Linked DNA regions of Mus musculus: regions 1 and 2 are each linked to region 3. The links are chromatin loops, found by intact Hi-C in ENCODE. Cell type or tissue: left cerebral cortex. All regions are shown on one strand.

Region 1 (8,000 bases), 74 kb after region 3:
CCAGCCTAGACTACATAGCAAGCAGTAGACTTTCTGGATCTCTCCCAGAGTAGGCCTTAATCTGGCTTGTGTCTAGGCCCCCAGAACCCAGGGCCTGACTAGACCTGAGTGTCGGTTTGTCGACGTGATGTTAAACTAGTGGTTGCCCTGGACCAAACTGTAAGGACAGTTTGGGGTTCTGGTGACTTTAAGCATAGGGTCCCTTTGAACTGGTCCCTTGAGCTAACTGGTCCCCTGGCCAGGCTGAGGGGAGTTCCCTGGCGCTGTGTGTTTTGGGCATTGAAGTACTTGGCACTAGGACTCAAGAAACAGATGGAGTGTCAGCAATCAGATGGAGTTGGAGAACAGTTGCAGACAGTAGACAGGGTCTTTCAGGGCCTGTTTTCAGTCTTCTTCCTACCCATTTTATCAATGGCTTGGCCAAGGCCACCGACACCATGTGGACCCGGTTTGTAGAGGGCAAGCTGGAAGGAACAGCTGATGAGCTAGCTGAAGGACCCCAGCAGGCTAGAGCGATAAAATGGAACACAGGTAAGCGCTGGAGTGCAGGTAGCTTCAAGTGCTGGGCAGTGGGACCACTGAGAGGGGCGGGAAGGAGCTGCTTCATGCAGTACTTGTGGGAAGGGGACGCTGGCAGTTTGTTTGCTGGCAGTTTGTTTGCTGATAACCTGATGAGTCACCGGGGACTTGGGGCCATTAACCAGAGGGCTCAAGGCTGCCTCAAACCTGCCCTGAGGTTGAGTCCCACTGGGAAAGGGACAGGAAGGGTGCAGTGCCCCTCACACAGCAGCTGGCAGTAAAAGAGACAAAGGCTTTAGGGAAAAGCACCTAGGGCAGCCTGGAGGACAGCAACCTGGGACACTGGAGCTGATAGGGAGCTCTGGGAACCTCACTCAGTGCCTGAGGTAACTTATGTCAGCACCACCCTACCCTGCAATGAACCTCTTTGAGACACTGGAAGCAAGTTACTGAAGTCACATAGTGAGCACTCAGGTGTCCAGTAGGACTCCTGCTACCAGCAGACCTGAGGACAGGAATGAACCTGAGTCCCTGGGCTGAGTGAGGCCTTGGGTCTGACCTTAGCTGAGTTCTCAGGCCATATGAAGTCTACCCTGCAGGCAAGGAGGTATGACTAAGAAGGGGTCTGGGCCATGAGTGAGAGGGTCTCCTGTCAGCCTTTCTAAAACCCACTCCCTAGCAGACAGCAGGCACAGTCTCTGACAGCAAGCGCCACGTTAGCGCCTAGTTCCACTTCCCAGATGGCTCTGCCACACCCCTAATCCCCCAAGCAATTCTAAGGCTTGGGGCAGGATGTCTTGATGCCAGTTCACTAAAATGTGGGCCATCTGGTCCCAGGAATCCCTCCAAAGTGCAGAAACTCCCCTCGAGCCTCTACTTATACCACACTGGGTCAGCAGCCACCACGGGCTGGTTCTGTTCATTAGGAAGTACTTTTCTTGGAGCCAGGGTAAAAAAATCTACCTCCAGGGGGAGAGGATCTCTTGTAGATACAGCCTCCCTTTGCAGCTGTGCAGAACAACCCTCTCTGATTCCTAGGTGGGATCCTATAGAGCTGCCTCCCTCCCTCATGGTACAGAAGGCTGAGGAGAGGAGGGTACAGGCTCCACCAGGAGTAATGACTTGCTAAACATACCTGCCAGACTGGCCAGGACCAGACCTTGCTCAGAAAGACCGCTCCTGAGGAAAGAGACGGCCCTGGGCATACAGAGGAGTTTCTCCTAACACTCCTCTTTCGGGGCTGACGGGGTCTGTCCCAAAGCTTAGAATGGAGCTGTCTGACTGAGTCTCTCCTTGGCAGTGAGTCTCCATAGGAAGATGGTAGGAACTCTTTCAAAACCACTCATCTCCCCTTCGCTGTATACATGTTATCACACCAACTACATTGGGTACTTGCCCTGAGTATTTGGGGGTCCCGGAAATGAATGAGGGGTTTGTGGTCACTGGGAATCTTGTTTAGCAGGTACAAGGCCTGCAGTGTAACAACAGACCTCTGGGTCACCACCGTGACTGAGAGAGACCAAAAGCAATCGGTAACCCATGAGGAAACCACCCTCTCAGAGGTGGCTGCCCAATTGAATCCTGGGAAGGTGAGCAGGAAGCAGAAAGGGATGAAGTAAGACTGTGGGCATCTAGGATGGATGGAGACTTTCTGAGTCCCCGGGCTGAAGGTCTGCCCTACTATATAGCTCCTAGCTGAGCTGTGTTTTCTCTCTTGATCAGCAAAGATCTCAGCTGATGAGGCAAGGGAGACAAGAAAGATTCCCAGCTCCCATGGAAGGAGTGGCAGGGCCTAGCTCAGAAAGGCTAGCCCGACTTTAAGGTTGAATCCAGAGGTGCAGGCAATACCAGGTTTGACATTTAGTCTGTGGCCACCTCCAGCCTGCAGCCTGCCTCAAAGCTTGGAGAAGCTGCTCTGAATACTGGCTCCCAAACCAGACTTCAAGACTGCTTGGCCCAAGCCCATCTCCGAGGAGTCAGAACGTGGGTGTGTGGAGCAGTCTGCCAAACTAGAGTGCCTCAGCAAGGGGGAGAATGGGTGGGGAGACACTTTGGACCAAACATGATTTCCTGATTCTCAGAAATTTCCGTTGAAAATTCTTACAAGAAACAGGAAAGAAAACAATATTTACGTGGGCATATGAATGCATCGCACACTTGCTACACACACACACACACACACACACACACACACACACACACACATGTGACATCTCTATGAGGCAGAGCTAACAAAACACCCTGCCTTGTTCAGCCTCAGTGAATCACAAACACATGGCTTCAGTTTCCTTGAATGATGCCTGGTTTGAGAAACTGGAGAGGGGTGGGGAGGAGGATGGGGGGTGGGGGACAAGGGAGAATTGGAGGCTCTGGCTGAATCCAGATGTTGGACTAACCACCCCCAGTTTTTGTGTTGTTCTTGTCTGTGGATGTGTGAAATCGAGGCACAGTTGACATCCTAAGGTTAACCCTGGTGAAGCCACAATGGGCCACACACACACACACAGACACAGATACAGACACACACACACACACACATATGTACACATAGACACACACAGAGAGACACAGACACACATATACACGCATACACACACATGCACACATACACACACACACACACACATACACACATAGGCACTTGAGCACACACACCACCTGGTAGGCCCTGCCTTGTAAATTTGCACTTACTCTGTATCTATTTTATGGCAGAGGCTAAGAACACTGTAAATAACACAGTCTGAGGCTATGTCATTTACAGAGCCCTAGATGCAATAAATAAATAAATAAATAAATAAATAGCCCCAGTGGTGTGTCTAGGAGCATTGCAGGAACCAGGATGGGAAGGCTCAGCTGCAGCCCCCAGTGGAAGTGTGTAACAAGAGCCTCAGGCACTGGTACAGGGTGGAAACTCTTATGACATTTTGTTGAATAAAACCCAAAACAAGTAGGAAGCAGATTTGTTTTCGTGGAAGAACCAGGAAGGTATCCTTCAAGAACTTAAAGGAACAGAAAACTGTGGGTGGTTTTTTCTTTTTTCTGTCAGTCTATGAATGTGAAAGGAAAGGGCTATGCACAGAGAGCATCCTTGCTGGGGTAAAGTGGGAAAGGATGGTTTCTAGGTCCAGGAGCATACGTGAAGGGAATCAAGGATGGATAGAATTGCAGAACACAGCTCAGAATAGCAAACCACTTGCTGCCCACTTAAGCAGCATCCCTCAGGGAGGGCCTGACATAGGTTAAGGATACTGCAGTAACAGATTCTGTCTGCCAGACCATCACTGTCATGTGACACGGGAGTTTTTCAGTTTTGAATGAGGTGCCAATACTCAGTGATAGAGACAGGGGGTCTTCTTGCAGCCACTTCCACTTTGAGGAAAAAATTTCTCAGTGGCAGGTATGAGGTGAGGAGGGGCTTGCTGGCCAGGGCAAGGGACTCTTTGTGGTTTGATGAAAGAACTGCAAATGTGTGGAAAGATAGATCAGTTTGCAATAGAGGCTCAAGGACCCTGTTCAAGAAAAGGCTTAAGCTTTGAACCCTTCTTGTTACTGAAGTGAGTGGCAGTGTACACCAGAAAGCTCATGAAGCCAGCTGGCAGGAAAGGTCCTCGGGGAGACCCAGGAAGGAGTGGAGAAACTGAGGCTCAACCCCTCAGGGTGTTAATCTCAGGGTATGCTTAGGAGTCTGAAGAAGAATGAAGAATGAATGGTTGGGATGACTGAGGAAGAGGCCACATCATCTCTGTAGCTGGAGCAGGGATTTATGTCTTCCCAGGCTTGATGAGGGCTGCAATTCATGGAGACACATGCAGAAGGATCTAGAGCCCCACAGTGGCTGGCCAGCCACACAACCCCTCTGGTGGTTTGACTATGCTTGGCCCATGGGAAGTGACAATATCAGGAGGTGTGGCCTTGTTGGAGTAGGTGTGGTTTTGTTGGAGAAAATGCATAACTGTGAGGGTGGGCTTTGAAACTCCACCCAGTGCAGAAGAGACAGTTGTTCTTGGAGGCAGTTGAATCAAGATGTAGAACTCTCAGCTCCTTCTCCAGCACCATGCCTGCCTAGATGTTGTCATGGTAGCTGCCATGATAATATTTGGCTAACTTTCGAACCTGTAAGCCAGCCTCAATTAAATGTTTGCCTTTATAAGAGTTGTCTTGGTCATGGTGTCTCTTCACAGAAATAAAACCCTAACTAAGACACCCTCTGAGCTACTTGAAGCTTCTACTGAGTGAAAGAAGCTGACCTTAGCCTCTGGGGTGGAGGGCTCAAGAGCAAGATAGCAGGCTTCACTTGAACTGTGGTTTCCAGTCAGTAAATAAGGCAAGCCCAACTGACCTTGCGTAAGTTGCCAAAGAGGCTCAGGAAGCCCTGGGTTTAATCTCTACCATTTGATGTGGTGGTGATGGTCTATAATCTCAGTACGTAGGAGGTGGAAGCAATTGGATCAGAAGTTCAAAGTCACCCTTGGTTACATATTAATTTTTGAGGGTAGCCTGAGCTACAGGATATCATGTCTCAAAGTAATAACAATAAGCGCGTGCACGTGTGTGTACACACACACACCAAGCAAACAAAAAATATCAGAACCTGGGCCCTTGGGCCCTCAGGAACTTCTGCCCAAGATCTGAGGGGAGCTTAAAGGCAGATTCTTCCACAGGGGAGCCCCCAGATCAGAAGAGGCCCAGTTGACCCTACACTGGAACCCCACGGGACACCAAGATAACAAAATGAGGAACTTAACCAGGCTTGGACTTTGGATCTAACAGACAAAGGAAACTGAATACCCCAACATGCTCTCCCAGCTGCTTGGGAAGTTGTTCTTTTTGTGACCCACTGACTTAGAGCAAGGGGTGTCTGTGGGAGCGGAGAACTGGGTGGGTGTTGCTGAATTGTAGGACCGAGAGAGCAGAGGAAAACAAGAGGGCAGTGGCTCTGAGAATTCGTGGAGGCGTAGCTCAGGGTGCCATGACCGAATCAGTGAGACCACAGAGCGGCTGTGCCACTTGGGAGGTCCAGAGCCGCATGAATGGCCTTATCAGTGTCTCTGTCAAGAAGGACTTCCCAGGGGAGGTGGCATGTGTGTTGTTGATGCTATGACCCCTGACAGCAGAAACAGAGGTAGAGGGTTCATGAAACATCTTCGAGATGCATTAATAAATTAGGAACAAGTCTGCTTCACCCATCATGCACCGGGCTGTGCTGGGTCATGTGCCTTCTCCCAGCAGCCCTGTGAGCAGGGTGACCTTCCCATTTTGCAGGTGCTGCTGAGGCTCCCATGCCCATCTAAGGGCCAGTGAGATAGTTCAGGGTCTAATGGTGGGAACCGCCCAAACCCGTAACCTTAGTCCTTTCCCTGGAAGCTACGTGTTGAAAGGAGGGAACTAAATCCTACAATGTCCTCTGACCTCTCCACATTCTCATTGGCATGCACTTCACCCCTCACCTGAAATAAATAACTCTTGAGAAGTGGCGCACACACATCTAGAGAGTGACCCCAAAAGTCATGCTTTTTCCTGGAACCCTGGAGAATCCCAGTTTCATGCACCCCTCCCTCCCTGTGATTCCCATAGCCGTAGATGGCTAAGGGCAGGCTGCAGTCTCCTGGGCTGAGGGCTAGATTGGAGCAGATCCTGGACAAAGGAGGCTCAAGGGTTAAAAGACTGTGGAAGAACAACTGAGAGGGGTGGATGGCAACCAAGCCTTGAGGGCCTCACCTCACTTTCCTCCTGACTCTGTCCCCTCCCAGATGGTGGGGCCCTCCACAGCATCCTCACTCTCAGTGCCGTGCCCCTCCCTCTGCAGTCTCTTGCATCAGAGAATACCAGATAGAGGTCAGTGTGAAAGACAGGGAAGACATATCCAGTGCCACCAGGACCCGGTGTTCAACCCTTTTAATGGAAGAGCGCCACCAACAAGTCACTCCTTGCTGGGATAAGTGGCCACTCCAGAGAGAAATGCTCCCTTGCCTGGCTGTCACCACTGGGCTTTACAAAGGCACTCTGGTCCTGGTGTAAGTCAAGTCAGATATGACTGGAAATTCACCTACCTGGTGGTTCTGACATGGCCAGGGTTACAAATGTGACAGGAGGAAGACACAGGTTGTTGCCCATAGCAACCGACAAACAAGGAGGCAGGAGGATTTCACAGACAGGAGAGTGAGCTGGCGTGAGGTGAGAAGACACAAGGACGTGTGTGTGTGTGTGTGTGTGTGTGTGTGTGTGTGTGTGTGTGTGGTGTGCTTAGCAATGACTATGTGATCAGCATGATTCCAGGTGGCAAGTTGTCCTGGAGATGAAACAGGAGCCAACAGTAAGACTTGGTATCTCACTGGAGCTGGCTGTGTCCTCTGCTTCCCTGGAGCAGATGCTACAGAAAGCCACCAACTCCTGGGGCACAGCCAGGAGCCCCTGGGGTGGAGGTGTAGCACCCCTCAAGCCAGGTTCTTCAGCTGTCCAGCTGGAAGGAGGCTGGAACCCAAAACGATCAGTTTTTTAATAGACTTTGAAACCTCACCCTACTTTGAGTCCCTTGTTAGTTCTGGTGGAGTAAGTCCGCTGAGGCCTGGCATCTGATTCGGTCAGAACAGTGCTTCTGGCTGGCTGTGCCTGGAAACAACCTGTGTGGTACCCTTTCCAGAGCGGTGCTCCAGGGTAGGAACATCAGCCCAGGGCTGGCTGCTCAGGGACAGAGTGAATGGAGGACAGACCCTGGACTTGTTTAAGAATTAAAGAGGGAGGGCTCAGGAATGAGATGTTTGGGGGGTCAGGACCGCATCATTGGGGGGAGAAGGGTTGGATGTGGCTTAGTGGTAACAACTTGTTTAGCCTTTGTGAGACCCTGGATTTGAGCTCCAGACCAGGAAAAACAATAACAAAAAAAGCAATATGTCATTTTCTCCCACAATGGTTTCATTCTCCAGTGACAGGAACCATTAAAGCGCATCCATTTCTCCACAGCAAGGTTTCCCTGCACCAGCCCTGACTACAACAAACACAGGAAACACGAACAGATGGGCTTTACTCACTTAAGGCAGCATTCCAGGCCCAGCAGGAGGAGTGTTCTGGTCTAGTGGAGAGAGTTAGAAGCTGAGAGGCTGGACAGATAGATACTTGTCACTAGAAGCACAGGCTGGGGACAAGTGGCTTAGCCCACACCAAAGACAATGGAGGCAAGACAAGGTGTAAGGCCTCAGATTTCCAAACAGGATTTTCTTGAGCCAAGTGACAAGGCCAGGGTGAAGCTCCAATCTGACTACAGGGTCCGTGTTGTGCCCTGACTACCTGCCCAAGCAGCAAGGACAGTAGAAGTAAAGCAAAGGGACATAAAGCCACCCAGAAGGAAACCTATCTCACTTCCTTAGCTCCAGGGAACTGCATTTCCCTGGCCAGTGTTGTCTGCAGCCTGGGAGCAACTTGAGTTCAAAGACTTAAGTTCTGAATCTGCAATCCCCAGCGCAGGGCTGAGTAGCCGGCAGCCA
Region 2 (8,000 bases), 110 kb after region 3:
TTAGGAATACATACTTGTGCCCCCCAGCACTTGAGAGGTACAAGCAGGAAGTCAGGGTTCAAGGGCATCCTTGCTGTAGCTCAACTTTGAGGCCATCCTGGGCTACTTGACACCCTGTCTCAAAACAAAACAAAAACAAAAACAAAAGAAAACCAACCAACCAACAACAAGAACAAAATCTTCACATACAGAACTTGTAAGTCTGACTCACTTACAAGGAAGAACTTTTTTCCTTGGAAATAACCAGCCATCTTCTGTCATCTATGTGATACTCATAGAAGAGAATACTGAAAACCAGATGAGGCCAGCTTGGAATACTTATTATCTCATTATCAGGTCATATTTCAGTCTGGAAACAGGGCCATGGTACACACTGGAGACTCCCGAAGATTTTATAGTAAGAACCCAAGACAAATTTCAAATTGCAAGGATCCCCTTCATAAATAGTCCCACTTTTCCGGGACAGGCTCACCGGGATCCAGCAAAGATACTGAAGTTTAAGGTGCTTGCATTGTGATTTCCCCCAGCTGGCACAGGGCAGCGGTGTGTGTCTGTGGTCCTAGTACTGGGAGACTGAGCAGAGAGGCTCACTGTGGCCAAGGTGTTTGAGACTAGCCTGATTTACAAAGTTGGATCTCAAAAAATAAAAGGAAATAAATTTAAGCAATAAAAATGTTCACTCACTCACCGTTTTCTTCCCCATGCTCCTGGAGATTAGGTAAAAAAAATTGCTGCCTATCTTCCAGAGACAGCTGAGAATAATTAACCTACAAAAAAAAATTTTTTTTAAAATTTTATGTGTATGAGTGTTTAGCCTGCATGTATGTCTCTGTACCACGTGTGTGCTTGGTGCCTGTGAGGCCCAGAAGAGGGTGCCAAATTATCCAGAACTGGAGTTAGAGATGTTTGCAAACTATCATGTGGGTGCTGGGAATTGAACCCTGCAAGAACAGCCAGGGCTCTTAAACAATGAAAAATCTCTCTAGTCCCAGCAGTAAAGAATTGTAAAAAGTTAAACATCTGGGCTTATCAGAAGACAAGAATGTTACACAATATTGTTCTATTTTTCTTCTTAATATAGTTCATTAATTTCATTTTAGGTTTTGGGGTTTTGGTTTGGTTTGGTACTGGGAATTGAACCTAGTGCCTTCTTCATGTGAAGCAACTGCTCTACTCCCGACCTGTCTTCCCAACCCCAGCCCATTGTTTTAAATTGGCAAATCAAATGATATATATTTATTCAGGGACGCTCGGTCTTGTTCTTAATTACTACTCACTGCCATTGTCAATGATCCCTGTAGCTGTTTTCCATAACAGAGATGTAATATTCCATTTCAGTGAGGACCTTGTGTTGACTAGTCTTATGTCAACTTGACACAAGCTATAGTCATCTGAGAGGAGGGACCTTCAAGGAGCAAACACCTCCACAAGATCCAGCTATATGCAGGCAAGTCTGTAGGGCATTTAAAATTAGTGACTGATGGGGGGAGGACCCATCCCATTGTGAGTGGGCCACCCCCGGACCGCTGGTCCTGGGTTCTATAAGAAAGCAGGCTGAGCAAGCCATGGGAAGCAAGCCAGTAAGCAGCACCCTTCCATGGCCTCCGCATCAGCTTCTGCCTTCATGTCCTGCCTGATTTGGGTCCCTGTCTTGGCTTCCCTCAATGGACTGTGATTCAGACACGTAAGCCAAAGAAGTCCTTTTCTTCTCAACTTGCTTTTGGTCATGGTATTGCGTCACATCAACAGAAACCCTAATTAAGACACAGATTTGGGCTGGTGAGATGGCTCAGTGGGTAAGAGCACCCGACTGCTCTTCCGAAGGTCAGGAGTTCAAATCCCAGCAACCACATGGTGGCTCACAACCATCCGTAACGAGATCTGACTCCCTCTTCTGGAGTGTCTAGGACAGCTACAGTGTACTTTAAATAAATAAATAAATCTTAAAAAAAAAAAGACACAGATTTTTCATATTTCTGAGTTAAAGTGGTTATATGCATACATATATAGAGAGCATATGGTTCAACAAACAGCCCAGGGTCACAGGGGACCACATATTTGACAGAGATCTGAAATTGCTCTCGCCTTATGAAGGTATATATAGCCATTAAGTCACTGTACAACTCATGACTCTCGTGTTTGTGGTGGTGCTACGCTCTGGTGATTGTGGAAAACTGCACACAGCTCTGTATGGAGACTGATACCTGATACTGGTAACAGGTGGCACTATTGCTAGTTGACTTTTGCCACAGTACTATACTTTCTGCTGTTATTTCAGAGGGAGCACCCTCTACATTTAAGACAACTGGTCGACCCTACAGCAGGCTTCCTTGTGAGAGCATCAGCAGCTTCAGGAAGTTCTCCCCAAGCTTTAGGTGGCTGCTGCATAGACACCAATCTTTCCAGGCCAGAGGGTTCAGGGACATTCAGGTGCTTCTGCGGCATGAAGCTGAGAGCATCATTGGGCCCTAGAGTCTTACAAATTGAAGTTCTGTTTGTACATCGAAGAAACTACCCTGGGATCTCGAATTTCTTAGCGGCTCTTTGAAGGTAATGACTCCAGAACTCACCAAACTCCTATGTATGAGTTGAAAATCCTATGTATGTGGTGAAAATGAACTGTGACTCTCTGGAGAAGGCCACCCCCACGCCAGGGCAGGTCTTCTTGCCCTGAGCCACTTTCTTTTCTCTGTTCCTGTGCTTAAATAATAAACTCCAACTCTGCTGCATATTGGCTTAGGCTGAAAGTCTTTTCTGAGGCAAAGTCAAGGATTTGGCATTACAGGTATCCAAAAAGAACTCTTCAGGGTGTTTGAGATGTCAGAGATACAGTTGGAGCTGTGTCTCTGGCTGGTGCCCTGCCATTGCTGACATAGGACAGTTGAACTCTGGTTGCCAGTCTCTGCTGCCCTCAGCCTGGGAGCCACAGCTCTGCTGTAGTAATCTGCCAAGAACAGTCAGGACTTGGGCAGTGGCTGGCAGCGTTCCACCCGCCCCCACCACCAACTAAAGGCCAACTAGAGACTGCCAAATATGTTCCCAAGCAATCACATAAAGAAATGTTTCTAGTCTCTCTCTCTCTCTCTCTCTCTCTCTCTCTCTCTCTCTCTCTCTCTCTCACACACACACACACACACACACACACACACACACACACCTTCCTGATGAAGGCCAAGACTATATCATGGAGTCTTTTTTATACTATAAACTTTTCCTGATTCTGGCTTACCTTTGAATTTATGCCAAATACAAGTGATGGTAGGTGACTCCCTTGCTCTAGCAAGTTCTGAATTGCTAGCCCGTGGTCTTTACCTCCTCCAAGAGCCTCTCCTCAGTGGCCCGAGTGCTCTGAGACTCCTACCTCTCACCGGTAGCTATTGTCTCTGAAGTTGAACAGTAATAGCCAGGGCAGCTCCCTCCATGCAGTGCACGCTACACATAAATCCCCTTCTAGTTTGCAGGGGGTGTCCTGCTACAGACCCATGCTCTCAAAGTATGCTTGCTCTCAGAGTATGCTCACAGAGATAAACAAACCCAGGATTACCTTGTCACTCTTTGTGAGATGCCCAGTTAACTCCTAGTTATTCTGAATTCTTGAGAAAATGGAATCTTCTGAACCAAGGAGATGGCTCAGTTGGGGACATGCTTGCTGTGAAGGCTTGAGCATGTGAGTTCCTTATCCAGCATCCATGCTAAAAAAAAAAAAAAAAAGTCAGGCTGTTTGTACCTATAGTCACAGTGCTGAGGACATGGAGACAGGAGGGTTCCAGGGGCTTGCTGGCCACTAGTCTAACTGATCTGTATGCTCTAGTGAGAGACCCTGTTTCAAAAAGCAAGGTGGAGGAGCTAGATGGACGGCTTCACTGTTAAGAACACTGGTCCTTCCCAAGGACCCGGATTTGATTCCTAGCACCAGATCTGTAGTTCCAACCCCAGAGAATCCAACGCCCTCCTCTGGCCTCCTTGAGCATTGCAGACACCCGCTACACATACATGTCATCCAAACAACCATACATTGAAAAAAACTTGTTCATGAAAAAAAGGATGGAAACGGATTATGAAAGACCCCCAGCATCAAGCCTCTACACTCTGTGTGATACATGTTGCACGCATGCGCGCACAGAATGGGGTTTTCTTGTGAAGTAGATTTTCTGACAGGGGTGTGTCTAATTTCACAAAGATTGTAGTAAGAAGTCAGAAGCAATAGCCAGATGTAATAATGGTCCACCCTGTAATCATAGCACAGAGAGTATCAGGAGTTGGAGGCCAGCATGGGCTACATAGGGAACAAGACCTCATCTCAAATGGAGTTGTAAGTCCTTGGGAACAGCGTGAGTCACCGCGCTATGCTGAAGCTGGCTGGCTGCGACTAGGGTGGAGTGGCTAACCCTGGCCTCAGGCTACGATAGAACTAAGCATCACAGAAGCTCCTTCTCTCAAATTTATTGCTCATAAAATTGGTTGCCAACCACCTTCATCCTTCCCCCATGTCCCTGGATCTCCGAGTTGTTTAGATTAAGGGTAGACGGGCTGTGGGTAGATACAGAGAGATGCAGAAGGCAGCGGAGACAAAGGAAGAGGCTCCCTAGGAGGGTCCTTCAAATCCTGTTCTGGCCCACAGTGCTGAGACCCCCACTTTCCATCTTCCCAGCTCTGTGAAGCACACGTAATGCCTCCCAAAGCAGGGAGAATCCTGTTTCCTGAGCGTGGTAGACAGTTCTGTGTCTGCCTTTAAGAAAAAAAGAAAGAAAGAAAGAAATTTGAAATTCCAAACATCCTTTTCAAGCTCCGTTCAGCTCTTTTTATGGCTGTGTTTGGACAAGCTGAGCAAATGAAACGTAACATCCAACTTGGGGGCTTTGGTTGATCACCCCGTGTTCTGTCTGAGGGAAGTCTAAAAGTGTGCGTCATGGAGGACTCTAAAAGCCCCAGACGGCCCTGCCTCCACCCCTGCCTTCTCACCCCTCTGCCTCTTCTTGTTCCATCTATAGTAGGATTCTTGTTTCCCAGCCCCCTGTGCCCTTTCCAGAGCCATCTCCATGTCCGTTGTTTGGTGTGGCCTCTCCTCTCAATCCATCTGATGAAACCAGTGGTCCCCTAAGACTCATCACACGTGTAAGCCCAGTATCCAGGAAGCAGAATGACTTAGTCAGGGTTTCTGTTGCTGTGGTGAAACGCCATGAGCAAAAGCCATGGGGAGGAAAGGGTTTCTTTCAGCTTTAAATTCTCAGGTCACACTCCATCACTGAGGGAAGTCAGGGCAGGCCCTCAAGCAGGGCAGGAACGTGGGGTAAAGACTGAAGCAGAGACCACAGAGGGGTGCTGTTTACTGGCTTGCTCCTTATGGCTTGCTCAGCCTGCTTTTCTATGTAGCCCAGGATCGCTTGCCCATGGTGAATGGGCTGCCCCCACCCTGTATCAATCATTAACCATATCAATGAGGAATCAAGAAAACGTCCCACAGGCCTGCCTATAGGTCAATATGGTGAGGACATTTTCTTAATAGAGATTCTCTCTTCTGAAATGACTATAGGCTGTATCATGTTAATGTAAGAAAGCAGCCAGCCTATGGCAAGGGGACCAGTTGTTCAAGGCCATCCTCGGCAGCATAGCAAGTTCAAGGCCAGTCTGGAATGCTGGAGATCCTGTCTCAACTCCCACCCCCTCGTAAAACAACACCAACATAACCACATTCATGCAACCTTCATGCACATCTTAGAGAAAGAACCATTTATCATCATGGTGCACCCACAATGCCTTTCACTCCCCAGCACACGTGGATCACACTGGATATCTGCTCTCCACAGCAGGACTGCATCCCCCTCAGGGAGGGGGCCATGTCTTGCCTTCACTCTCCTGTAGGCCACTGTCCTGGGATGGTTACATGATTGGAAGCAGAGACTTAATTTCCTCTGGCTTGCTCCTTGTGGCTTGCTGTAAGGGTTGGTGCCTAGGTGGGTAAAGAGCTTGTTGAACAAATTGGAGGATCTGAGTTCAGATCCCTAGAACCCACATAAAATCCCAACATAGTAGCACACATCACTCACCAGGCATGCCCTACGGGGAGGTTGGAGAAGAGGTGGGAGGTGGACACAGGAGAATCTCAAAACCTGGAAGATCAACTACTGTGGCATATGTGGCTGTAAGCAAGTGACCATTTCTCAAAGTGGACGGCAAGGCTCAACACCCAAGGTTGTTCTCTGGTCTACACAGTTGCACTCCCACACATGAACACTCACACACACACACACACACACAAGCACACAAGAGTAAATTAAATATGTAGGAAATACTGCAGTAGAGCTATGGAGGGGCTCGGGGAGCGGTGCAGCGCTGGGTGCCAGCAAACTTTCAGTTGGCGTGAACTAGTACAGAGGATTTTAACTGCTCCAGAAATAGAGCATACCAGTGCAGTCTGTATTCCTAGTGATTGAAATGGGTGCAGTAAAGAAGCCAAAATAGGGCTGCCTTGTCTGGCCTCAGGAGGAGAGGATGCACCTAGCCCTGCAGAGACTGATGTGCCAAGGTTGGGAGATACCCAGGTGGGCCTCCACCCTCTCAAAGGAGAAGAGGAGGGAGTGGGGGAGGGACTGTGTGAGAGGGATTAAGAAGAGGGGAGGCAGTGGTCATAGGGATGTAAAGCAAATAAACAAATATATTAATGGGGAAAAAAGAAAACTCATGCTTTCGGTAATACTGCTTAATAAAATTCTACAGACTGCTTAAAAAGAAAAGTAAAAAGTAAAAACAGACACACTCTGTGGGTAAAAAGGGAAAAGTTTAGTCCAAATTGCCAAGGGTGTCTCTAGGGAAAACAGAGAGACCAACTGAGGGTGGCGGTGGGGGTGGAGAGTAGGGGACTGGGGATACAGGGTGTCATATTTCCAGGGTTTAAAGGAGAACGGCTACCTGGGTGGAGGGGAACATGTAAACTGGGGTGGAGAACAGGTGTGTAACAAGTATCTGTTGAGTAGAGATTGAAGGAGCCTAGAAGCAACCACAGGTCTAGGATATGAGAATGGGCACCTCAGGCATATGTTAATGGAAGAAAAGGAGAACCCTTCCTTTAAACAGGTAGAAGCTATTTTCCGAAGTCCCTGATAGGGTGCAGGCTTTTTTCTAAAGGCTAGACTTTGGGAAAAGGGATATCTTGGGACCAGACACCTAGCACTCAGGAGACTGAGACAGGAGGATTACAAATTCAAGGCCAGTCAGAGTTACATGGTCAGACCTTGTATAAAAATCAAAAGAGAAAGGGGAGGAAGAGAGTGAGAGGAAGAGGAAGTAGAGAGGACCAGGAAATGAGGAGGAAGGGGAGACAGAAGAGGAGGCGGGGGCTCTCCTCTTGTGTGAAAGCATCAAGGCCTAAGGACACACAGCAGATACCTCAGAGAGGGATTTGAGGTTAACAGTGCCCCACTCCTCCTCTGCCCAGCTCTGAGGGAGAGAAGAGAAGGGCAGGCTTGGAGAGGGAGAGCTCTCTGCCACTATTCCAAGTGGCTCCAAGGTCCTCTTTCACATCCCCTCTTGCCTTCTCCATCCTGTCCCTCCATCCCAGAAGCTGACCTATGAAGACACACTAGGGCTGGTCTTCAGCTTCAGGTGGGGTGCACGCAGATCATGAGGGTAGGATTAGAACGAAGAAGACAGGAAAGTGGGGTTGCCATATATCCCACTGCTGTCTTCTTCTGGGGCCACCTAAGGCTGGGTATATTCTGAGCAAGGTCACATGGCCTCTCCATGCAAGTAACCACTGCAGAGGTGGCAGGCCTTGGTGATGATGATGCCCATGTTACTAGGCAACTTAGGGACTCCCTAGTTATGAGTCCTTCACATCTTTGTAAGCCTGACCTTTACTCAAATGTCCTCAAATAGCCAATTTGAACACACCACCTGTTCCCTGCCCACTCCACCCTCCACCAAGAAGATGCACATTACTGTCCTCCTTAAACCTGGTGGGTGAGATGTAGGGAGGGGAGGTACAGGAAGGGGAACCCAGA
Region 3 (8,000 bases):
GAGCTACCATATGGGTGCCAAGAATTGAACCAAGGACCTCTGGAAGAACAGCCAGTACTCTTAAATGCTAAGCCATCTCTCCAGCACACCCATAATTAGTTCTTGATAGAAAGAGGCCATACAAAGACAATAAAAAAGAGGTACCTGTAGCAAGATTAGGTATTTACTTCATTGTCTGGAATGCAGTAGTCTCCTGGGAGCTCACTACTGATTTTAGATTTTAGATCAAACCAGACACAGTTACCGTCCCAGTCACAATTCAGATCACACATCTGAGAATAGGCTGAACTAAACAACAGGAGTCAAGGCTTTTAGGCTGGCATTTCACTCCTGCTAAAGCCACAGAGGGACAGGCCAACACTGGGCACATTTCATGTGCTGAGGACTTCTGACGTCTGACTGCACTGTGACTAGTGTGCCTAGCCAGTGTTCCAGGGTTTTCATAAAAATCAACACCTTTCTGGGACTGGAGCAGAACCAGACTGATGGCTGCAGGCACGGCACTGGGATAGGAGCTGCAGGACTGCCAGGCTGCCATCTTAGGGGATGACCTCATTCTCTTTTCACTTGGATGCTTTATGGCCGTGTCAATAAGTCCTTTACATGTTTTTCAGAACATTGTACATGTTTGTACATATGTGCCATAACTTATTTAATTGGCCTCTTATGATAATAGATTATATCTAAAATTTGCAAATACAGCGTTGCTGTTATAAATTTCCTCCTGTACTTTAAATACTAACTAGTTTAATTAAAGGACAGAATTGGATAGTAAGTGTGTGCATTTTACAGTTTAGACTAGCCAGACCCCACCAGAAAGGATAATGCTCTGCAGACTTACTAACAATTCAAGCGAATAGCTGCTTTTTTTCTATAGCTTCTCTAAAACTGTATTGGCTTATTATATAACCATCTTTGCCAGCGTAGTCAGAAGGAGGCAGCCCATGGCTGTGTTTTGAATGCCTTTCATTATTGTGTCCGCAGTAAAATGAGGAATTCTATGAGGACTTAGTCCGAGGTCACATCGGAAGATTGGGTAGATTATCCACCCTGCAGTCGGGTCGGCTGGGGATAGTCAAGGGGGGCTTCCTTACTGGGACTAACAAAGAGGGGCTGTTTCAGGCTTGCACTTGGCCGTTCGCAGTGCAAGCCTATGCCTCCGCTCTCACTTTAGTTCTGCACTCCTTCACCCCCTTATCCCAGTCTGTGTCTCCTTCCCACGATCGTCAGTTTCCTCGGTGCTTGGAGCGCTAGAAAGGGAGTCTGGGCTCTTTGTCAGTGAATGCATTTTCTGCCTCTGCGGAGGCAGCCCAGCTGAGGTTTCATTTCCACCTTTGTCTTCCTCAGCAGTGCTCCACCGGCCTTCTTAGAATTCAGCCCTTTTTGTCCCATTGCCTTCCCAGCAGCACCTGCTCTCTGGCCTCCAGTCCACTCCGAGAGTACTTTTTCTCCCACAAGAGGCATTTAAGACTTCTTGGTAGAAATGATCTCCAGTTTTGCAACTGTGTTTTTCTCTTTTTAGCTCTCTTACCTACTTTCACTCCCGTTTCAAAGGGAAATGATGTATTGACCACAGAGTATGGGTTTTGTAAAAGGGTCAGTTGGTTCTTCAGAAGGAACAGCACGTGCACATGAATTTACATCTCTTAGGCAGTGAGAGGTAAGCGGTAGAACCTCTTAATGCTTGCCTGGATCTTCCTGCTGGGACGCATTGGTGTCTGCTCTGGCTGGTTTGTGGGGCGCTGTGCAGAGGCAGACGTATCTGGAAGTAGTCACTGGCCACTGGCCCCAGAAGAAACCTGGCTCAAGTTTGATCCGTAGTACTGAAAGGAGATGACTACTGAGGAAAGTGGGTGCTGACTAGAACAGCTACTTTGCTGTAAGACCCATGACTGCTTTCTGGAACACCAAGGAACTATTTAAGAAAAAGTCTGACACACCAGTGAACTGACTAATAAAAGGTAGTGAGGATACGAATCAGTAGTGAGGATGTAGAGACATTTGAACCCCTATTCAATGCTAGTAGGGTTGTGGGGTATTGGTGTTTTGAAAGTTTGGTAGTTCCTCGAGGAGTTAAGCAGCTTATGATCCAGCAATTCCCTCCTAACTCTCGACCCAAGCAAGAGAAGAAGAGCCTCTGTCCACAGTAGTCATAAAACCAAAATGAAGACAAGGAGAAGAGGACTTGGAGACTGCTCAGTGGGTAAAGCCGTGACTTCCTGAGCACGAGAACCCACGCTGGGATTCCCTGAGCACCCGTGCAAAGGCAGAGTGTGGCTGGCGGTGGGTGGGCTTCTAAAGCTGAGAGAACACACGCGGATCCCGGGAGCTGGCTGGCAGCCAGTCTAGCTGAAGCATTGAGCTCCAGGTCCAGTGAGACCTTTCTCAGAAAGGTGGAAGCTGGGCCGAGTGGCGCACGCCTTTAATCTCAGCACTCAGGAGGCAGAGGCAGGTGGATCCTTGTAAGTTTGAGGCCAGCCTGCTCTACATAGAGAGTTCCAGGACAGCCAGGGCTACACAGAGAAACCCTGTCTATGAATGAATGAATGAATGAATGAATGAAATGGGAAGACAGATGAAAAAGACATCAGTTGCTGGCATCTGTTTGTGCCTGCATGAGTGAGCACCCCCATACGTACATGTACAAATACACAGAAAATGCACATACACACACACAACAAGAAACATAAATAGTTAAACAAGTAACCATATTCAGTAGAGTCTTATCTTACCATAGAAAGGAGAGAGGTACTGGCTGATACACAACCCAGCATGAACCTTGAGAATATGTTAAATGAAACAGGCTACTCACAAAGAGCACACTGTATGGTTCTATTTATAGGAAATATTCAGAATAAGCCAGTTTGTGGTTTTCAGAAGCTAGTATCAGAAAATGGCGACTGACTGCAAGGGCTGTTAGTTCACATGAGAACGTGAGAATGTTCTGAGAGTAGTGATGTTGAGGTTGCACGTTGTTTATTAGTCACTCTCTGCATCACTGTGGCCACGTACGTGACACAGCTGTCGAAGGAAGGAAGGGTTTATTTTGGCTCCTGGTTTAAGAAAGATACCGTCTGGGCATGGTGGGAGGGATGGTGGCAGGAGCGTGAGTCATAGCACAGCCACGGCCAAGAGCTCCAGCCCAGAGAGAAGAGCCAGTGCTCAGCCCGCTTCCCTTTTGATTTGGTCTGGGATCCCAGCACATGGGATAGTGCCACCCACATCTGGTGTGGGGGTTCTCTAGTAAACCTCTGGAAATGCACTAACACTCAGCAAGGTGTGTCTTTCTTTATGATTCTAAATCCTGTCAAGTTGATAATGAAGATTAACTGTCAAACACATCTTAGAGTGCACTAAAAAAAGTTACTAAATTGTATACTGTGAAAAAGTGCATTTTGTAGGGTCTGAATTACACTTCAGTTATTGTTACACTGCTCATGTATAAACATACACACGCACGCGCGCGCACACACACACACACACACACACACACACGCAGAGTGGGAAGGAAGAAGAGAACACAAATTAGGGCCGTGGTTCTGCACACATAGAAACAGAGGTGACTGTGGTGTCAGGTGATGTAAATTCCTCCAGGGAAATAAGCATTTGAGTGTTTCAGGTGCTCATTACAGTGTGAATACAGTGAACACTTTAAATCTTTGTTAAGGGAAAGAATAGGGATGAAGAACCCTGGATATATAAATTACTGCAGGCCATTAAGTCCTAAATGGACAAGGAAAACTTAAAAGTAGCCAGGTCCAGAAAAAGCATAAAAAGATTACCATATTTTCTATGTGTCTGTAATAACTCAGCCATTAAATATAATGAAGATATATTATTAACAAGAACACTGTAAAAATCCCTAAGAATAAATTTAGCTAGAACTGTTGCTGGGTACAGATGCTCCTGCTTGTAACCATAGCAGCACTTGGGAGGCTGAGACAGGAGGCGGCTGCCAGTTTGAGATCAGTCTAAGTTACAGAGTAAAACCATATGTCAGAAAACCAAAATGTGCACACACACTCACACATAAAGATTTTTCTCTATTGAAAGAGAAAAGGACAAACCAGATGTGGTGATGTACACTTTAATCTCAGCACTCGGGAGGCAGAGGCAGGAGGATATAAAAGTAGATGGTCCCCACCTCCTTTTGGTTAGATTCTCAGCTGTGCAACCTAGGCTGGCCTAGGGCTCAGTTGTTAGCTCAGGCTGGCCTTGAACCTTCAGTTGGGATTCCATGCATATACCATTCCGTCCATACCACTCCACTGGATCCAGAGTGTCTTTATGGAGTCCTGGCTCTTCTGGAACTTGCTTAGGTAGCCCAGGCTGGTCTGGAACTCACAGATCTGTCTTCCTCAAGCTTTGAGTGTCAGGATTAAAGGCTGTGCACCACCAGGCTCAGCCATCATACTCGCTTTTAAAACTATTGTGTAGAGAAAAAGGATGGAATTGATAGCAGCTGTGATGTTTCTTTATAGGATAAAATTAGAAATGATTTATGTTTTCTTTTTGCTTATTTATATTTGCTAATTTGTTTACAATGAATGTGTTTCTTTTCTTTAAAAAAGATATCAAAAATTGTACCAATTTTGGTTTTCTTTTTTTTTTTTTTTTTTTTGGTTTTTTGAGACAGGGTTTCTCTGTATAGCCCTGGCTGTCTTGGAACTCACTTTGTAGACCAGGCTGGCCTTGAACTCAGAAATCCGTCTGCCTCTGCCTCCCGAGTGCTGGGATTAAAGGCATGTGCCACCACACCTGGCTGGTTTTCTTTTTTTTTTTAATTAATTTATTCTTAAATGAGTTTGTCGTTTTGCCTCCATGCGTGTCTATGTACCATGTGCATGCCGAGTATCTATGGAGGATAGAAGAGGGGATTGGATCTTCTGTAGCTGGAGTTAACAGATGGCTGTGAGACACTGAACCTGGGTCCTCTGGAAGAGTAGCCACTTTTAACCACTGAGCCACCTCTCTGGACCTTGGTTTCCTTTTTTAACTAGAAATGTATTTACCATTAGAGCCTGTGCCTATGTACGTGGTGTGGTGGGGATATGTGTGCTGTGACTCACCTGTGAATGTCCGAGGACGGCTTAGTGCAGCTGTTCTGCCTTTATAATGGGTCTGGGGACTAAACTCGGGTCATAGGCAAGCACTGAGCCGTCCTGCCAGCGCTGCTTTTCTTTAGGGCAAGTTGCATGTGCCACCGTCGTCTTCCATTGCTCACTGTGCAGCTCTGTGTCATTGGAAGGTTTTGTCACTACAGTACAGAGCACTGCTGGCCTGGGTTGGTCTGACTCCCTCGCTGCTGTGATCTTGGTTCCTAGCACAGAGTCTGAGGCCATGTTTCAAGAAGACGCAGAAAGCGGAGTGAGAATGAAGTGGGAAGGAGAAGGAAACCATCTGCTAGAGATCACAGTGACATGATCTGTAGTAGGCCACTGCACTCCCAAGACCCAGGTTACAAGGCAAATGGAGCATTGTTTACGTAGTCCTTTATACTAAGACAGGAATGGAGCTGTTAGAGAAAGCGGTTTCAGAATCATTTTTAGTCTTGATTGTGGGGAACCAAATTAGAAGTGAAGGAACTGACTTTGAAGCTCAGGCTCCTAGACAGGAGCAAGCTCTGTCCCAGGAGGTGCTCCAGGCCGCTGCCCCTTCTTTACAGAGTTGACAGGTGGGGGAGATGTTGCCCCTTCCCTTCTGACTCCTGAGTAAATAAAATGGGTGTTCACGGGCTCTGCCATCTCAGCTCCTCACATCATTCACCTGTTTAAGTATTTATTTAAAGTCAGAGGAGGGAAGGATGGTAATTCCTCACGTCACTTCTGCTTCCAGGAAGGGGAACAGTTCGTGAAGAAAATCGGTGGCATTTTTGCCTTCAAAGTGAAAGATGGCCCTGGAGGCAAAGAAGCTACCTGGGTGGTGGATGTGAAGAATGGCAAAGGATCTGTGCTTCCCAATTCAGGTCAGTACCACAGTGGCTTCCCTAGAGCAATGTAGGTTCACACGGCTTCCAGCTCTTCAGTCCTGGGGAAGATAAAGGCTCTGACACCCCCTCCAAAGCCGGGGACACCACACAAGAGATACTAGTCTTAGAGTGGGACTTAGAGACATGTGGCTTGGATTTCTGGCCTTGTCACTCCAACCTGACCTTGGTCTAGTTATTCAGCCCCTCTGAGTGTATTGGTTAGAGTTTCTGTTGCTGTGATGAAACACAGTGGCCAAAAGCAACTTGAGGAGGAAAATGTTTATTCCCTCCATATAACAGTTTATTATCAAAAAGCAGTCAGGATGGAAACTCAAGCAGGGCAGGAACCTGGAGGCAGGAACCTGGAGGCAGTGGCTGATGCAGAGGCTGTGGAAAGGCTGCTTACTGCCCTACTCCTCATGTTGCTCAGTTTGCTTTCTCTTTTTCTTTTATTTTTTTATTAGATATTTTCTTCATCTGCATTTCAAATGCTATCCCAAAAGTCCCCCATACCCTCCCCCCACCCTGCTCCCTTACCCACCCATTCCCACTTCTTGGACCTGGCATTCCCCTGTACTGGGGCATATAAAGTTTGCTAGACCAAGGGGCCTCTCCTCCCAATGATGGCTGAATAGGCCATCTTGTGCTACACATGCTGCTAGAGATACGAGCTCTGGGGGTACTGGTTAGCTCATATTGTTGTTCCACCTATAGGGTTGCAGACCCCTTCAGCTCTTAGGTACTTTCTCTAGCTCCTCCATTGGGGACCCCGTGTTCCATTCTATAGATGACTGTGAGCATCCACTTCTGTATTTGCCAGGCACTGGCAAAGCCTCACACGAGACAGCTATATCAGGGTCCTTTCAGTTTGCTTTCTTATACGATGATGCAGGACCACCAGTGCAGGAGTGCACCACCCGTAATGGGCTGGGTCCTCCCACGCCCATCACTAAAAAAATGCCGTACAGGGCTGCCAACAGCCTGGTCTGTTGGAGTTGCTTTCTTAATCCAGGTTCTCTCCTCTCTAGGTGACTGCAGCTTATTTCAAGTTGTTGTAAAATTAGCAGCACATCAAACTTTGGTTTTCTTACCAGTAAACAGCCTTATTCATAGAATATATGTGGGGCTTGAGAGAGTTTCCTTTTGGTAGCCCGAGGTCACACTGTAGAGCATGGCTGATGACCTTGGGAGACCTGGCTGTTCACTACCTCCCCGATCTCTCATCCAGTCCTTCCTTGAACTCATTCCCTAGCTTTTCTCTGATCTCTCCCAGACTTGTTCTTGCCGAGGTCCTTAGTAATTGCCACTTCGCTAGACGCAGTGGTTAATTCCAGCCTCCATATCGCATGTGCAGGGTTTTTTATTGACTGGCTGCACATTTGGGCTTGTCTTGGTAAGTCCTTCATCTCCTCAGTTCTAGGCATTGGGGTGTTGCAAGGCTTAGCTCTGGTTCTTTCACTCCCCGGGGATCTCATGTATCCTCGAGTCTTAAAAACAGTTTGCTGATGACTCCCAGGTTTTTGTGTTCTGTACGGGCCCACCACTGGATTCTCAAGTGGCTGCATAGCTGTTTAGCTGACACGTATATGAGGACACCTGTCTTTCTACCTCTATAACAAAAATATCGCAGAGTGGGGAAATTAGAGACATGCTAAGTTTAGTTGGTTCCCAGTCTCAGAGGCTAGGACCCCACCAGAGGCCGCATCTGGGGTGAGAGCTTTGTTACTGTGTTCTGGGGCAGTGGAGGGAAGGAGAAGTGGCCAGACAGGGGGGCAGGATAAGAGCTGAACCCTTCCATTTCTCAGGAGCCTGTGCCTGAGGAAATGGAATCAATCTATTGCTGAGGGCAAAGCCTTTGTGGCCCTTAGCCCCTTTAAAAGGCTTTGCCACTTAATACGGCTATACCAGAAACTAGATTTCAGTTGTGTTAGAGGACGCATTAAACCATGGCAACCTGTAACATATCTTAGAGGTATGTGTGAAACAGAGCTCTGGGCCCCTCTCTCCCCTTAAAGTATGTTTTACCGTGATC

Evidence for each region. Hi-C counts contacts between places; a loop is a spot of excess contacts. Peaks named below come from ENCODE experiments on the same cell type or tissue, not always from the same donor. Only the 100,000 strongest peaks of a DNase experiment are listed, where the experiment ranks them.
Region 1: it touches region 3 in a loop (4-fold over the local background); 3 of 42 quality-filtered maps call a loop at or near these places.
Region 2: it touches region 3 in a loop (2.8-fold over the local background); 4 of 42 quality-filtered maps call a loop at or near these places.

Annotation. Positions count from the first base shown.
Region 1 is chr4:107,979,276-107,987,275 of GRCm38, reverse strand. The region is part of intron 2 of Slc1a7 (solute carrier family 1 (glutamate transporter), member 7); the gene reads right to left. Among named protein-coding and RNA genes, the nearest start is that of Slc1a7, 15 kb to the right of the region's middle. In left cerebral cortex, a CTCF peak has its summit at 3,412; DNase peaks (open chromatin) are centred at 2,492, 3,463 and 7,540; H3K27ac peaks cover 452 bases.
Region 2 is chr4:107,939,294-107,947,293 of GRCm38, reverse strand. It overlaps Gm40221 (a long non-coding RNA gene), which reads right to left. Exons shown (of 3, transcript XR_867994.1): 2 at 3,545-3,692; 3 at 1-767. Among named protein-coding and RNA genes, the nearest start is that of Gm40221, 5.8 kb to the right of the region's middle. In left cerebral cortex, a CTCF peak has its summit at 3,949 (motif pointing left); DNase peaks (open chromatin) are centred at 4,899, 6,217 and 7,852; H3K27ac peaks cover 450 bases.
Region 3 is chr4:108,053,404-108,061,403 of GRCm38, reverse strand. Scp2 (sterol carrier protein 2, liver) reads left to right here. Exons shown (of 16, transcript NM_011327.4): 14 at 5,836-5,965. Among named protein-coding and RNA genes, the nearest start is that of Gm23354, 16 kb to the right of the region's middle. In left cerebral cortex, no CTCF peak of the experiment used is centred here; DNase peaks (open chromatin) are centred at 1,207, 2,276, 3,068, 3,949 and 1 more place; H3K27ac peaks cover 3,776 bases.